Linked DNA regions of Homo sapiens: all the other regions are linked to region 1. Evidence: chromatin loops called from intact Hi-C (ENCODE). Cell type or tissue: heart right ventricle. All regions are shown on one strand. Region 1 overlaps ABL2 (ABL proto-oncogene 2, non-receptor tyrosine kinase). Region 2 overlaps ABL2 (ABL proto-oncogene 2, non-receptor tyrosine kinase). Region 3 overlaps ABL2 (ABL proto-oncogene 2, non-receptor tyrosine kinase).

The links. Hi-C counts contacts between places; a loop is a spot of excess contacts. Peaks named below come from ENCODE experiments on the same cell type or tissue, not always from the same donor. Only the 100,000 strongest peaks of a DNase experiment are listed, where the experiment ranks them.
Region 2: it touches region 1 in a loop (11-fold over the local background); 77 of 110 quality-filtered maps call a loop at or near these places.
Region 3: a loop joins it to region 1, with 2.8 times the contacts of the local background. A loop is called at or near these places in 79 of 110 quality-filtered maps.

Annotation. Positions count from the first base shown.
Region 1 is chr1:179,118,359-179,123,358 of GRCh38, forward strand. ABL2 (ABL proto-oncogene 2, non-receptor tyrosine kinase) reads right to left here. Exons shown (of 12, transcript NM_007314.4): 5 at 3,237-3,509; 6 at 1,832-1,916; 7 at 229-406. Among named protein-coding and RNA genes, the nearest start is that of TOR3A, 39 kb to the left of the region's middle. In heart right ventricle, CTCF peaks have their summits at 2,912 (motif pointing right) and 3,111; no DNase peak of the experiment used is centred here; H3K27ac peaks cover 897 bases.
Region 2 is chr1:179,192,052-179,197,051 of GRCh38, forward strand. The region is part of intron 1 of ABL2 (ABL proto-oncogene 2, non-receptor tyrosine kinase); the gene reads right to left. It also overlaps the pseudogene LOC124900432. Among named protein-coding and RNA genes, the nearest start is that of ABL2, 35 kb to the right of the region's middle. In heart right ventricle, a CTCF peak has its summit at 1,969; no DNase peak of the experiment used is centred here; H3K27ac peaks cover 156 bases.
Region 3 is chr1:179,181,963-179,186,962 of GRCh38, forward strand. The region is part of intron 1 of ABL2 (ABL proto-oncogene 2, non-receptor tyrosine kinase); the gene reads right to left. It also overlaps the pseudogene SETP10. Among named protein-coding and RNA genes, the nearest start is that of ABL2, 45 kb to the right of the region's middle. In heart right ventricle, no CTCF peak of the experiment used is centred here; no DNase peak of the experiment used is centred here.

The DNA of each region.
Region 1 (5,000 bases):
TTTTTAAGAGAGTTCTCAGGTTTGAGAATAGCAAAGGCCCCTTATTAATACTTTAATCAGAGTACAGTAGGTTTACAAGTTAGAAGTGACATTATAATGGGCCCTGTGAAATACAAAATTACTTTCTTGAATCATCTGAAATTTTCTGGGAAGGTTCTCACATTCTTCCTTTTATCTGCATGTCAAGCAAGATGGCTTCATGGTTGGTCAGAGGTAAGTTTTACACACCTATGGATGAAATTCTTCTTCTCTAAGTACTCCATTGCAGAAGAAATCTGAGTGGCCATGTAGAGCAGCACAACTGCAGTCACCTCTTCTCGGTTGCATTCTCGGAGGTAATCCAGCAAATTCCCGTATGGCATGTATTCAGTCACAATGTAAAATGGTGGCTCCAAAGTACACACACCTAAAAGTTGAACAATAGTGCTTGTTTTTATTAGTGTACATTCAAACACTCCAAACCACTTTGGCCAAGAATAATTTGACAATTTTTCAGGTCTAGTTCGGCAATAATCTTTTCCCTTCTTACCACCACGTTCTCTGAAATTAATAAGCAAAAACTAAGAAGCTGGTTTATAAGGGAGTCCTTGCTTTCACTGTATTGTTCTCTGGGAATTCATATGCCTCTGAGTATTTGTCTATTTGAGCAAAAGCAGAGTTACCTGTATTAATTCTATAAGGGGCCAAGAAAACCAACATGTCTAGAGTTTTGCACATGGCCCATGATTCTCCTCCTCAACTGCAGGCTAACAATACTTATTCAAAAGTAATAGCAATTGTGCACAAGCTGAAGACTATGTGAGCCCCACCTGCAATACTGCTTTGCAAAATGATTTTCATCATTTCCATAGTCAAGGATTTCACTGATATATGGCAGATTCCTTATAAAAAACCAACAAGAGGCCGGGTGCAGTGGCTCATGCCTGTAATCCTAGCACTTTGGGAGGCTGAGGCAGGCAGATCGCCTGAGCCCAGCAGTTCAAGACTTGACTGTCCAACATAGCAAAACCCTGTCTCTACTACAAAAATTAGCTGGGCGTGGTGATGCACGTTGAGGCACGAGAATAGCTTGAACCTGGGAGGTGGAGGTTGCAGTGAGCCAGGATCATGCCACTGCACTCCAGCCAGGGTGACAGAGCAAGACTCTGTATTTAAAAAACAAACAAAAAAAAACACCCCCCACACCCCCCCAAAAAAAAGAAAAAAAAAAAAACCTGGCCCTATTTTAAAAAAGGAAAAAGGCTTAGTAAGAGAGTTCTTTGTGACCTGAACAGTGAAAAGCCAATCTAACATAATAAAGCATTTCCTGCTTGTAAAGGTAAACTGAGGGGTGTGGTCACAGTTTTTAATTTGCTTCTTTTCAACAGTCCTTTGTTTAATGTCTCTTTATTTTGCAAAAACATTTCATGAGTTTTTGGTTCAGTACCATTTTGAACACTTCTGAACTTTGAATCTGGGGCAATTAGTACAAACTGAGCAGTTTTATACACCAAAATCAATCCAGGCCACTGTTTCTTGGGCTATTTTTAAACACAGAACCTACTGATTAAAATAACTATTTATTGAAGTGGATTCAAACCTGCAGCTTCCACCATGGTGACTAAAAAGAAAGGTTTGGGGGAGGAAAAAAGGCGGGGCATGGTGGCTCATGCCTGTAATCCCAACATATTGAAAGGCCCAGGCGGAAGTATCACGTCAACAGCAGCCTGGACAACAGAGCGAGACCCTGTCTCTATATTTAAAAAGAAAAAAAAAAAGCATTTGGAGATAACAAGGGGTTAAAGGGCAAGCATTTTTGGAGGAAATCTATGGTTCAGGCAAGGTTCCTCACCTAAAAGTTGTACCAGATTAGGATGCTTGATTTCCTTCATTACTGCAGCTTCTTTCAGGAATTCTTCTACCTCCATGGTATCTTCCTAGAAAAAGGGAAAGGTAAGAAAGAAGAAAACGAGAGGGACAAACCCTCAACTTAAAATCATTTCATTCATCTCACAATCATAAAGCTTCAGCTTTAAAAGTAAAAACTATCTTTTGAATATTTTAGCATATTACAAGATATAATTATTATTTTAATTTAATTTATTTTTTTGAGACACGGTCTCGCTCTGTTACCCAGGTTGGGGTGAAGTGGTGTGATCTCACTGCAACCTCCGCTTCCTGGGCTCAAGCGATTCTCCTGGCTCAGCCTCCCAAGTAGCTGGGATTACAGGCATGCACGACCATGCCTGGCTACTTTTTGTATTTTTAGTAGAGACGGGGTTTTGCAATGTTGGCCAGGATGCTCTCCTGACCTCAGGTGATTCGCCCACCTGAGCTCCCCAAATTGCTGGGATTACAGGTGTGAGCCACCACGCCCAGCTGAAATAATTATTATTTTAAGAAGTCCAACTTAGAAAGAAAAATGCCCTGGAGTAAAAATTAGCAGGAGGAGCAAAATTCAGCAATCGTGTCCTATAATCAACTGAAACACAGGAGCCCTGTATTGGATAGTTCAGTTCTCTCATAGTTTACTTCTCCAGATATCTCAGGCTTTGAATGACGAGACAGAGCACTTAGCTGCTTACATACTTATCTTCTTGCTTAGATCATAATCTTCTTAGAGAGCAAGGCCTTATATATTGCTTCACACTCAGAATATGCTTAAGAAACAGAACTGACTACTACTTAATAGCTAAAGAATAGCCCTTATAAGTGATACACCAGAGACAGTTACTGAGGCTCTGGGAGAATCAAGTGAGTGAAAACCTTATAATTTGATACTGGGATGTTTAAAGGAGACATATAGTAGTACTACGAAAAAGATTTCTGTTAATATTAAGAAGTGATCTAACTGCAAAGAGACAGGAGGAACAAGAACAAGGGAGAGAAAGGACAGAACAAGAAAGAGGCCCATGACTCTCAGACAAGAATTCTGTCCAGCAGGGGTCGTTCTCAGGAAGCAAAAGAGCTTATTTTGCTTTTATAACTTTTAATTTGCTTCTAACCTCCCACTAAGATCTACATCAACAGCCTCCAGAGACAGACCTTTCCCACATGTGGGTTTCACTGCATTGCAGTGAATAATCTACCTCTGCATTGTCAGCAATGGCACTAGGGTTAATCATCTCAATTTGCTGATGTGCTTGGCACTAGTGGGTGGAAAGTGTTCCAAAGTTAAAGAAGGGCATGCTGATATTTCCAAGTGATTGAGCACAAAAGAAAAAGATGCCTGAAAACTGTAATTCTCAGCAACCCACCTTCAATGTTTTCACAGCAACTGTAAGGCTGTATTTCTTCCAGACGCCAACGTAAACCTCTCCATACTGACCGCCCCCAAGTTTGTGCTTCATGGTAATATCTGTTCGCTCCATTTCCCATTTGTCGTGGATGGGGGACACACCATAGACTGTAGGCTTATTACACTTGGGTGCTGGGTAGTGTAATGTTGTCACCAGCCCATCAGCCACTGTGGAGTGATGGTGTACAAGCTCTGCCAAGGTGCTGAAGCGGCTCTCAGCAGTCACATACACCTGGTAAGAAAAGGAGAAAAGCTAAACAACTTGAAAAGAGATTAAGAATTTTTTTTTTTTTTTTTTTTTTTTTTTTGAGATGGAGTCTTGTTCTGTCACCCAGGCTGGAGTGCACTGGCGCGATCTCGGCTCACTGCAAGCTCCGCCTCCCGGGTTCACGCCATTCTCCTGCCTCAGCCTCTCTGAGTAGGTGGGACTATAGGCGCCCGCCACCATGCCCGGCTAATTTTTTGTATTTTTAGTAGAGATGGGGTTTCACCGTGTTCTTGATCTCCTGACCTCGTGATCTGCCGGCCTCAGCCTCCCAAAGTGCTGGGATTACAAGCATGAGCCACCGCTCCCGGCCTAGGAATTCTTTTTTAAAGCCCATATTTCACTGGCCTGAAGATATAGATAGAAGGCTATCTTTAAAAAAAAAAAAAAAAAAAAAAATATTCTGCAGACAGGGTCTCACTATTGCCCAGGCAGGTCTCAAACGCCAGCCTCAAGCAATCCTCCTGCCTGGGCCTCCCAAGGTGCTGAGATTACAGACTGGGCCAGTATACCCAGCAAGAGTTTATCTTAATTGAGGTAAATAAAAAAGTTAAATGATGATTGCAAGGGTAAACACAGAACTTCAGTTTAATCTTATTTAATCTGCCTTTCCTATTCTTCCTAAATTAGTCTTGGGAAAAACCTTCCAAGATCTCTCTCTGGATAATCAAGCTCATTGGTCTTCAAATATATATATATTTTCAAATATATATATACTCAAATTATGTATTTTTTCAAATATATATTTCTTTTTCTTTTTTTCTTTTTTTTGAGACAGAGTCTCACTCTGTTGCCCAGGCTGGAGTGCAGTGTCATGACCTCAGCTCACTGCAACCTCCGCCTCCTGGGTTCAAGTGATTCTCCTGCCTCAGCCTCCCAAGTACCTGGGATTACAGGCATGCGCCATCACGCCTGGCTAATTTTTTTCTTTGTATTTTTAGTAGAGATGGGGTTTCACCATGTTAGCCAGGCTGGTCAGGAACTCCTAACCTCAAGTGATCTGCCTGCCTCAGTCTCCCAAATTGCTGGGATTACAGGTGTGAACTACCACGCCCGGCCAGTCTTCAAATATTTTTAAGCCACAAGACTATGGACTCAACTACAGAAGATACGTAAAGAAGAGATACCCTGATCAAAGTAGGCAAGCAAGGACTTGGCCTCTTGTAGAAATTTACAAAATATCACCTTAATCTTGTAAAAAACATAACTTGAAAACCACTGATTTAGATTTTTTTGGTAAGAGTATTCAAATATCTCATAATTTTAATTATGACGTGCAGTTGAGTGTCTAGGCCATTAAAGAAAGAGCCACAATTTACCGGTGGCCAGGAGCAGTGGCTCACACCTGCAATCCCAGCACTTTGGGAGGCTGAGGTGGGCAGGTCACTTGAGGTCAAGAGTTGAGACCAGCTTGGCCATCATGGTGAAACCTCCTCTCTACTAAAAATACAAAAATTA
Region 2 (5,000 bases), 74 kb after region 1:
ACCATTCCCCTACAGTCAAAATATAACAAAATATTTGAACCAATCATATTTCACTCCTTGGTTAGTCACGTATATAGCAGGGACTCTATACTCAGTAGTTACAGATTTAGTTACGAAAAACAATCCACAGGAATACCTTGGCTCTCACTCTACCAAAGGTAGATATGGCTGGCATCTTGAGCATGCTAGTCAATCTATCCAAATGCACAACTACTCATATCCCACCACTCTCTAGCTGTTTCCTATTTCATTTCATTAGGGAGACAGAGACAAACCAAAAAATATGATAAGAGAATGTCAAATGTGGAATGTCAAACCCTTCCACCAACACTGTTATCTCCATAACATCCTATAAAATTATCACTCAAGCTCGAATTACAACAAACTCTCAATAAATCCTAGACCACTTTTATTCTCACTGGACAAATAAATATCCTTGTTCTTGTCCCACACTGCCTGAATTTCCATTTTCCAAGTCATGTTATCATAATGGCACACCAATTCACCCATTTGTTGTACCTGTAAGTACCAGAAAAATCAAGTAAATTAACTCAAGCAGGTTGAGTTAAATCTGACAATTGACTTAACCTTTAATTACTTATGTGCCAGACATAAAAGAATGAAACACATGGCATGCAGAAAAACTGTACAATCACATCACATAGAAAAAATTTTAAAACTAGGTTAAGTAAATTAATAAATTTTGGTTATTCAAAGTATGTTCTGAAACATTAAGTCTGATAACTTCTTCCTAATAAATACAAGAGTCTGAATTATTTTCTTAAAATTTTGCTATTTCAAGTACAGAACTTTTCACGTATTTTTCTTTAAAGCATTAAGTCACACTGTATTATGTCTATTTGAATTACTACTTAAATTACTAGAAAGAAATCAAGATAACATTAAACTCTTAAAATATCTTTGGTAACAGAATGAATTATCTTCTGCGTTGTTGTCTATATCAAAGGTCATATCATATTTCATACTTTTCTAAGGTAAACATTTAAACAGCATACATGGTATGATGGAGAAAATTATACAAACTCACACCAAATATCAGCCTTTCTGAATTTCCAAAAAAGGGCACAACTTGCAAAAAAAAATGAGAACCATAATTTTCATGTATCAAGAAAAAAAATATAATAATCTGTTTTTCTAAAGTGCCCGAAGAAGTCAATTTGTGGCAACACTACCAGAAAAAGTGGCCAATGAAATCACACAAAATTTCTAAACTTTAAAAATGTACTAGGCTCTTTCTAAAGGTGAATATTATTGTCAAATCAGTAACTCAAACCAGCCCTAAATGTCTGCTTTTTTTTTTTTCAGGTAAGCAAGTGGGATTTAATTTTTTGTTTGTTTGTTTCTTTTTTGAGACAGAGTCTCATTCTGTCACTCAGGCTGGAGTGCAATGGCGCAATCTTGACTCACTTGCAACCTCTGCCTCCTGGGTTCAAGCAATTCTCCTGCTTCAGCCTCCCAAATAGCTGGGATAACAAGCGCCTGCGACCACGCCCACCTAATTTTTTGTATTTTTAGTAGAGATGGGGTTTCACCATGTTCACCAAGCTAGTCTTGAACTCCTGACCTCAAGTGATCCACCCTCCTTGGCCTCTCAAAGTGCTGGGATTACAGGTGTGAGCCACCGTGCCTGGCCTAATTTTTTGTTGCTGTTGTATTTTGTTTTTTTGGTTTTTTTTGGAGACGGAGTCTCGCTCTGTCGCCCAGGCTGGAGTGCAATGGCGCGATCTCGGCTCACTGCAAGCTCCATCTCCCAGGTTCACGCCATTCTCCTGCCTCAGCCTTCTGAGTAGCTGGGACTACAGACGCCCGCCACCATGTGGCCCAGCTAATTTTTTGTATTTTTTTAGTAGAGATAGGGTTTCACCTTGTTAGCCAGGATGGTCTCGATCCTGGCCAAATTTTTAAGTGATAGCAACAACTGGATTTTCTTCCTAAGTACTGGAGTATCCCCTAGTGGACTGGTGAGGAACAGTTTTTTGACTTACTAATCAAACTCTGTCATAATAAATTCACTTTTTTATAATCTCACCTAAATATCTTTTTTCCCATGGTCAAAACAGAGTTAACATTAGTTTTCATAAATTTCATAATTTTGACTACAGTGAAGGTCCTACAAGGTAGAAACACATTTTTTTTGACAAATACCATTTCCAGTGTTTCAAATACAATAACCTCTTTCAAGAATCTTGTTACATGAGCACGAATTTAGTAAGTGAAAAATCAATCATCCTTAATAGTTTCCTAACGGGCAAAGGAAGTTTTTATGGAAATTAAACTACTTCACTGAACTAAATGTCAACAATCAAATCATGAACATTAAGTAGAGTGCTTCCTAAAGAGCCAGGGGTTATCAAAGATAAATTTGAGAAACTACTGATGGAGGCTTGAAAATGATTTTTTTACATATCATATAATTTCTGCTAACATGGAATAAGGATTTCTAAAAAACAATTTTTAAGGTATCAACACACTATTTACACACATATTAAAACTCTACACACAAAACACTTCATATTTCTGCAAATAATTAAAATCCACTGAAGAATACAAGGGCTCCAGCTAGCAGTATGACTGGAACCTTGTGAGAGACCCTGAGCTAGAACCACCCAGCTAAGCCACTCTCAGATTTCTGACACTCAGAATAAATGTTGTTTGTTTTAAGCTGCTAAATTTGGGAATAACTGGTTACTCAGGAACAAATATGTTGCGTTTAATATGCTTAAAGAAAAAAAGAGGGTAATGATAGTAAGAAGAAAATGGCACTATAAAACAAAGACCAACAAGTCAACAACAAAAAAGCAAACAGATTCAAAAATGGGCAAAGGACTTAAAAATTTCTCGAAAACAGATACACAAATAGCCAATAAACACTTGTTAAAAAATGCCCAACATCACTAATAATTAGGGAAATGCATATCAAAACGACAATGAGAGGCCAGGCATGGTGGCTCACGCCTGTAATCCCTGCATTTTGGGAGCCTGAGGCAGGTGGATTACCTGAGGTCAGGAGTTCCAGACCAGCCTGGCCAACAAGGTGAAACCCCATCTCTACTAAAACTACAAAACTTACCCGGGCATGGCAGTGCATTCCTGTAGTCCCAGCTACTCAAGAAGCTGAGGCAAGAGAATCGCTGGGACCCAGGAGACTGAGGTTGCAGTGAGCTGAGATCGCACCACTGCACTCCAGCCTGGGCAACACAGTAAAACTCTGTCTCAAAAAAAACAAAAAACAAAAAAACAGTGAGATACCACATCACAGCCATTAGGATGGCTATTACTAAAACACACACGAACACAGAAAATAACAAATGTTGGTGAGGGTATGGAGAAACTAGAACCCTTGTGCATTATTGGTGGGAATATAAAATGGTAAAGCCACTATGGAAGACAGTATGGTGGTTCCTCAGAAAAATTAAACATAGAATTACTGTATGATCCAACAATTTCACTTCTGTATATATATATTCAAAAGAATTGAAAGCAGGAACTCAGATATACTTGCATGCCCATGTTCACTGCAGCATTAGTCACAATAGCCAAAAAGTGGAAGCAATCAAAGTAGTCCATAAAGAGATGAGTGGATAAAGAAAATGGGCTACATACACACCATTAAATATCATTCAGCCCTTAAATAAAAAAAAAGAAATTCTCCTGCACGTTACAACACAGATGTACCTTGAAGATTAAGTTAAATGAAATGAGCCAGTTACAAAAGGGCAAATACTATATGATTCCATTTATATGAGGAACCTAGAGTAGTCAAACTCATAAAGGCAGAAAGTAAAATGTGGTTGCCAAGGGCTAGAGGAAATTATAAAACGGGGAATTATAATTTAACAGATGCAGAGCTTCAGTCTGGAAGAAGAAAAGAGTTCTGGAGATGGATGGTGGTCATGTATGGTTATATGGTAGTGATGGATGGTTACACAACAGTATGAAAAGAGCAATGGCTCACGCTTGTAATCCTAGCACTTTGGCAGGCCGAGGTGGACGGATCACTTGAGGCCAGGAGTTCCTCCCCAAATCCAAGTTCCTAGATGCCAGCCAAGGGCCAACCTTGCAAGCAGACCTCGCTAAGCATATCAGTCTCAATCAGGCCTGCTATGTTAATTCTTTCTGCACAACTGAGATGTTCTCTTTGGAAATAACATGGTTTTTTGTCTTGTTTTTGGAGTTCTGTGTTTTTCTATTCAAAATGCACCCCCATTTCCTGTCACTTTAACTAAAATTACCTTATTGAAATTTGTATCTTTTTTGTAACTTATCAGCTACTTATGCCCAAGTTTTAAAACATTTACAAGCCACAAATATGGTGGATACACTATGGGATGATTAAATTATTTGTCTGTACTTAAGTAGAATACCTATGAGAAAAATCCCTTTAAGATTTAAAGATGGTAATCCAAGGTGATTCCTTCTCCAAGGGGGACATCCAGTGACCCTCTCAGGAAGTAGCAACTTGGAATAGAATAGTCCAGGAGTTCCAGGACCAGCCTGGCCAATATGGCGAAACCCCATCTATACTAGAAATACAAAAACTAGCCGGGTGTGGTGGCAGGTGCCTGTAATCCCAGCTACTCGGGAGGCTGAGGCAGGAGAATCGCTTGAACCCAGGAGGTAGAGGTTGCAGTGAGCCAAGATCAGCACCACTGCACTCCAGCCTGGGCAACAAGAGTGAAACTCAGTCTTAAAAAACAAACAAACAAAAAAAAACAAAAAAAAAAACCCCACTGACCTGTACATTTTCAAATGGTTAAAATGGTAAATTTTATGTTACATGTATTTTACCACAATTTTTTTATAAGACCAGATTTTAAAGAGAATCAAACAGAACCTGCAGAAATAAAAGACATAATAATTGAAATTAGTTCAATGGATGAATCAAATAGCAGATTAGCTCAGCTAAAGATGACTGTGAATACACAAAATGTAGCATGGTGATACAAAAATTGAATATATCAAACAGAAGTTATGCAACA
Region 3 (5,000 bases), 64 kb after region 1:
TTTTTTTGTATTTTTAGTAGAGACAGGGTTTCACCATGTTGGCCAGGATGGTCTTGATCTCCTGACCTCATGACCCGCCTGCCTCAGCCTCCCAAAGTGCTGGGAATTACAGGCGTGAGCCACCGCACCCAGCCTATCTTCAAACTATCTTTTCACTGTTTCTCACCCTGTGAAGTCCTCTCTTCCCTCCTTACCAGCTTAAGTTCCATGGTCCATCATTATAATCACTTGCTCCTCTCTCACTTGGACATACTCACTTTGCAGAACCACAAGCTGGGTAAATTCAACTATTCTCCTACTCCTAAAGTGAAGGTGGCTGGAGAAAAAAAAGCACAAAACCAAGCTGACTGGCCTCACTTTTAACTCAGAACCTTTAGCCTCAAATGAGCCCTTAACACTGCCTGGTGATCATACTGTATTTCTCTAGTCCATTCACTTTCCCACTTTCTAGACAATTATATGCTCTCCTCTCTTTTCAAACTCCTAATAGCTTCCTTTCTTACTAAGCCAATGACCTGGCTTAGAAAATTAAAGTAATCAGAGAAGATCTTCCAGCATATTTGACTTTCTGTTTCTGAGCTGTTTCACTTAAGATAATGGCTTCCAGTTCCATCCACGTTGCCACAAAAAGACATGATTTCATTCATTTTTATAGCTGAATAGTATTCCATTGTATACAGATATCACATTTTCTTTATCCATTTATCCTTTAATAGACACTCATAAACCTTTTAATCTTAATTGCTAGCTTTATGGTTGTGTTTATTATTATTTTGATTTGAATTAACATTTTGCATATTTAAATTTATTTAGGAGAGTTAAGTATGCAGTGTTAGTGGAAACTTTTTTGGTTAACAGCTTATAGAATCTTATTAATTTTAACAAGAAGGACCAGTTTGGCTTTGTAGGATATCTGATTTATGGAATATTTTAGGATACTAGGAATATTTTAGGATATCAGCATTTTTTTTGAGGTACAGAAAACTGGAAGTGGATTGTCATAGTATTGCTGGTAAGAATCACTGGGGCTCTTGATTTAACAAATAGCTAAGTTTTTTGTTTTTGTTTTTGAGACAGTGTCTCACTCTGTCACCCAGGCCAGAGTGCAGTGGCAAGATCACGGCTCACTGCAGCCTCGATCTCCTGGGCTCAAATGATCTCCTACTCAGCCTCCCAAATAGAGAACTGCATGTTCTCACAAGTGGAAGCTAAATAATGTGTACACATGGACACAGAGTGTAGAATAGGACACTGGAGACTCAGTGGGTGGGGCGGGAGGTGAGGGATGAGAAATTACTTAATGCGTACAACTTACATTATTCAGGTGATGGTTCCACTAAAAGCTCAGACTTCACCACGACATAACAAAACTGTACTTGTACCACTTAAATTTATAACAACAACAACAACAACAAAAACATTAGAAAGTTTAGATAAATATGTATCCCTAGAAAGTACAGGTTGATTTTCACTTAAAGGAAGACAATCACAAGGCTGTTAACCTTCTCAACAAAAAGAGTGCATCTTTCTATGTATGCAGAAAGCACTCAATTCAGGTCAATTAATCACAAAGCAACAATCTAACAAAAAAAGATAATTCCTGTTTTTGTTCATGTACAACTGAAATGATTAAAAAAAAATTATAATACAAACGTAAGTTAAAATGTTGTAGAGCACTAAACCAGAAGCCAGAAGACCAAAGTTCTGGTCTTTTCTCTGCCATAACTAGATACGGGAATTTTACTGTGTTTCCATTTCTTCATCTGTAAAATTAAGGAGCAGGGGAAAAGATCACTCTAAAATTATTTCAGAGTTTTCTGAGCTTCTTCCTGATGAGCAAGGAGACTTGTGGTCTGGTTCTTGGACTTTCCTAGCAGCATGGCCCCTAAATGCTAGTCTCCACGCCCACCTCAAAAGAAGAAACCAAGACCACCTCCTGTTCTGAGACTGGAAGAGACATCATCAGCCTCTCTAGACTTGCCGAAGAGAGAAAAAGAACAGCAGGAAGCAACTGAACATATTGATGAAGTACAAAATGAAATAGACAGGCTTAATGAACTAAGGGAGGAGATTCTGAAAGCAGAACAGAAAATAAACTCTGTCAGCCACTTTTTCAGAAGAGGTGAGAATTGATCGCCAAAGTTCCAAGTTTTGGGGTTACAACGTTTGTCAACCATCCTCAAGTGTCTGCACTGCTTAGGGAGGAGGACAAAGACGCACTGCATTATCTGACCAAAGTTGAAGTGACAGAATTTGAAGATACTAAGTCAGGTTACAGAATAGACTTTTATTTTGATGAAAATCCTTCCTTTAAAAATAAAGTTATCTTCAACGAATTTCATTTGAATGAGAGTGGTATTCCATCTTCAAAGTCCACTGAAATCAAATGGAAAGCTGGAAAGGATGCGATGAAACATTCAAGTCAAACACAGAATAAAGCCAGCAGGAAGAGGCAGCATGAGGCACCAGAGAGCTTCTTTATCTGGTTTACTGACCATTCTGATGCAGGTGCTCATATGTTAGGAAAGTTCATCAAAGATGACATTTGTCCCATCCCATTACAGTACTACTTGGTTACCGACTGATATGGATGAAGAAGGAGGAGAAGATGAGGAGGAGGAGGAGGAGGAAGAGGAAGGATTAGAAGATATTGATGAAGAAGGGGATGAGGAAGAAGATGATGATGATGATAAAGGGAAGGAAGGACAGTAGGGTGAAGGAGAAGATGACTAATAGAACACTGATGGATTCAACCTTCCTTTTTAAAATTTTCTCCAGTCCCTGGGAGTAAGTTGCAGTCTTTTTTTTCCCCCTCTTGTGGCTCACTTGCCCTGTTCTTGAGGTCTCTTTTCTATACACCATGATTCTCAACTTATTTGGGAGGTAAATACCTTGAGCAGAGTATTATGGTAAAAGAGTCTCTACCCCTTTCTGTTCCAAATTCATTTTTATCCCTTCCTGTCTGAACAAAAACTGTATGGAATCACCACCACCTAGCTCTGTCGGAAAAAAAGAAAAACCTGCTCCCTTCACTCTGCTGGAAGCTGGAGGGTGCTAGGCCCCTGTGTAGTAGTACACAGAATTCTAGCTTCTTTTCTCCTTTCTCTGTATACTGGACTCAGACAGTACACTGTGTCTCTACGTGAATATGGACAGTTAGCATTTACCAATATGCATCTGTCTACTTTCTCTTGTTTAAAAAGGGGGAAAGAAAACTTTAAAAAATGGGGTTAGAGAAGGTCAGCAAAGGGTGGATTTGAGATGTTTGGATGGGTTAAGCGGGCATTTTGACAACATGGCTTCTCTTTTGGCATGTTAAATTGAGGTGTCTGACAGACATCCTTGCAGTTTAAGGTAATACTTTTAAAATAAATTCTCTCCTAATGATGACTTGAGCCCTGCCACTCAATGGGAGAATCAGCAAAACCTGTAGTATCTTATGTGGAATTGACATTCTCTATTGTAATTTTCACCCTGTTTTTTTTAAAAAAAATTTTTTTGTTTCACTGGAAAGGAAAGATGATGCTCAGTTTTAAAAGTTAAAAGTGTACAAGTTGCTTTGTATAAGTCACTTTGTTATAATAAAACTAAATGTGTCCACAAAGGAAAAAACTTATTTCAGCTCAAACATCTTATGATTCCATGACCCAAAGTGTGGTATGCCATATTACATTTTCTTATTTTAAACAGAAATTAAAAGTATGTAAGTTTGAGTTAAAAGTAGCATTATATTGTTTTTGACTAAAAAGAGGTAGCTGTACATAAAGATTATAGCAATAATAAAAACCCATGAAGATATATAATGAGAATTTATTAATAAGAATATACAATGCTTTCCCTGGATAAAGTTACTCCTGTAATACTATTTTTTTAATTTAAAAAATTACCTTCTAAACCATTAACTTGAAATACTTAATAGCTACTTTTATAAGTCCTATTTTAGGAAGCCTAGACAAGCAAACCAAATTAATAGAAATTGAGAGTAGAGAAAATTAGCAATGGGCCGGGCGCAGTGGCTCACCCTGTAATCCCAGCACTCTGGGAGGCCCGGGCGGGGAGATCACTTAAGGCCAGGAGTTCAAGACCAGCCTGGACAACATGACGAAACCCTGTCCCTACTAAAAATACAAAAATTTGCTGGGTATGGTGGGGCGTGTCTATAATCCCAGCTACTCGGGAGGCTGAGGCAGGAGAATCGCTTGAACCTGGGAGGCAGAGGTTACAGTGAGCCGAGATGGCATCACTGCACTCCAGCCTGGGTGACAGAGGGAGACGCTGTCTTAAAAAAAAAATTGGCAATGCCCTCTTCTGGGCTACAACTACTTAATGAGTAATGTATACTAGCCTTGGAATTTATTTCACAATTCTTTTTGAGCGTGTGTGTTTGGGTTTATCAGCCATTTCAACTTCTTTTTTGTTGTTGTTGTTGTTTTGAGAGGGAGTTTCGCTCTTCTTGCCCAGGCTAGAGTGCAATGGCGTGATCTTGGCTCACTGAAATCTCCGCCTCCTGAGTTCAAGCGATTCTCCTTCCTCAGCCTCCCAAATAGCTGGGATTACAGGCGCCCACCACCATGCCCAGCTAATTTTTTTGTATTTTTAGTAGAGACGGGGTTTCACCATGTTGGCCAGGCTGGTCTCAAACTCCTGACTTCAGACACTGTGCCCGGCCTCAACTTCTTTCTTAAACCTGACTGGATCCAGCAAATATTTATTTAAAGTTTTGTCAATATGCCGGACTTTCCATTTAACTTTCATTTCCCATTTCTCTTCTGCTTCCAATACTATTTATTTATTTACAGAGTCTCGTTCTGTCACTCAGGCTGGAGTGCAATGGTGCAACCTAGGCTCATTGCAACCTCCACCTCCCAGGTTCAAGCAATTCTTAGGCCTCAGCCTCCCAAGTAGCTGGGACCACAGGTGCATGCCACCATGCTTGGCTAATTTTTGTATTTTTAGTAGACACGGGGTTATGTCATGTTGGCCAGGCTGGTCTCGAACTC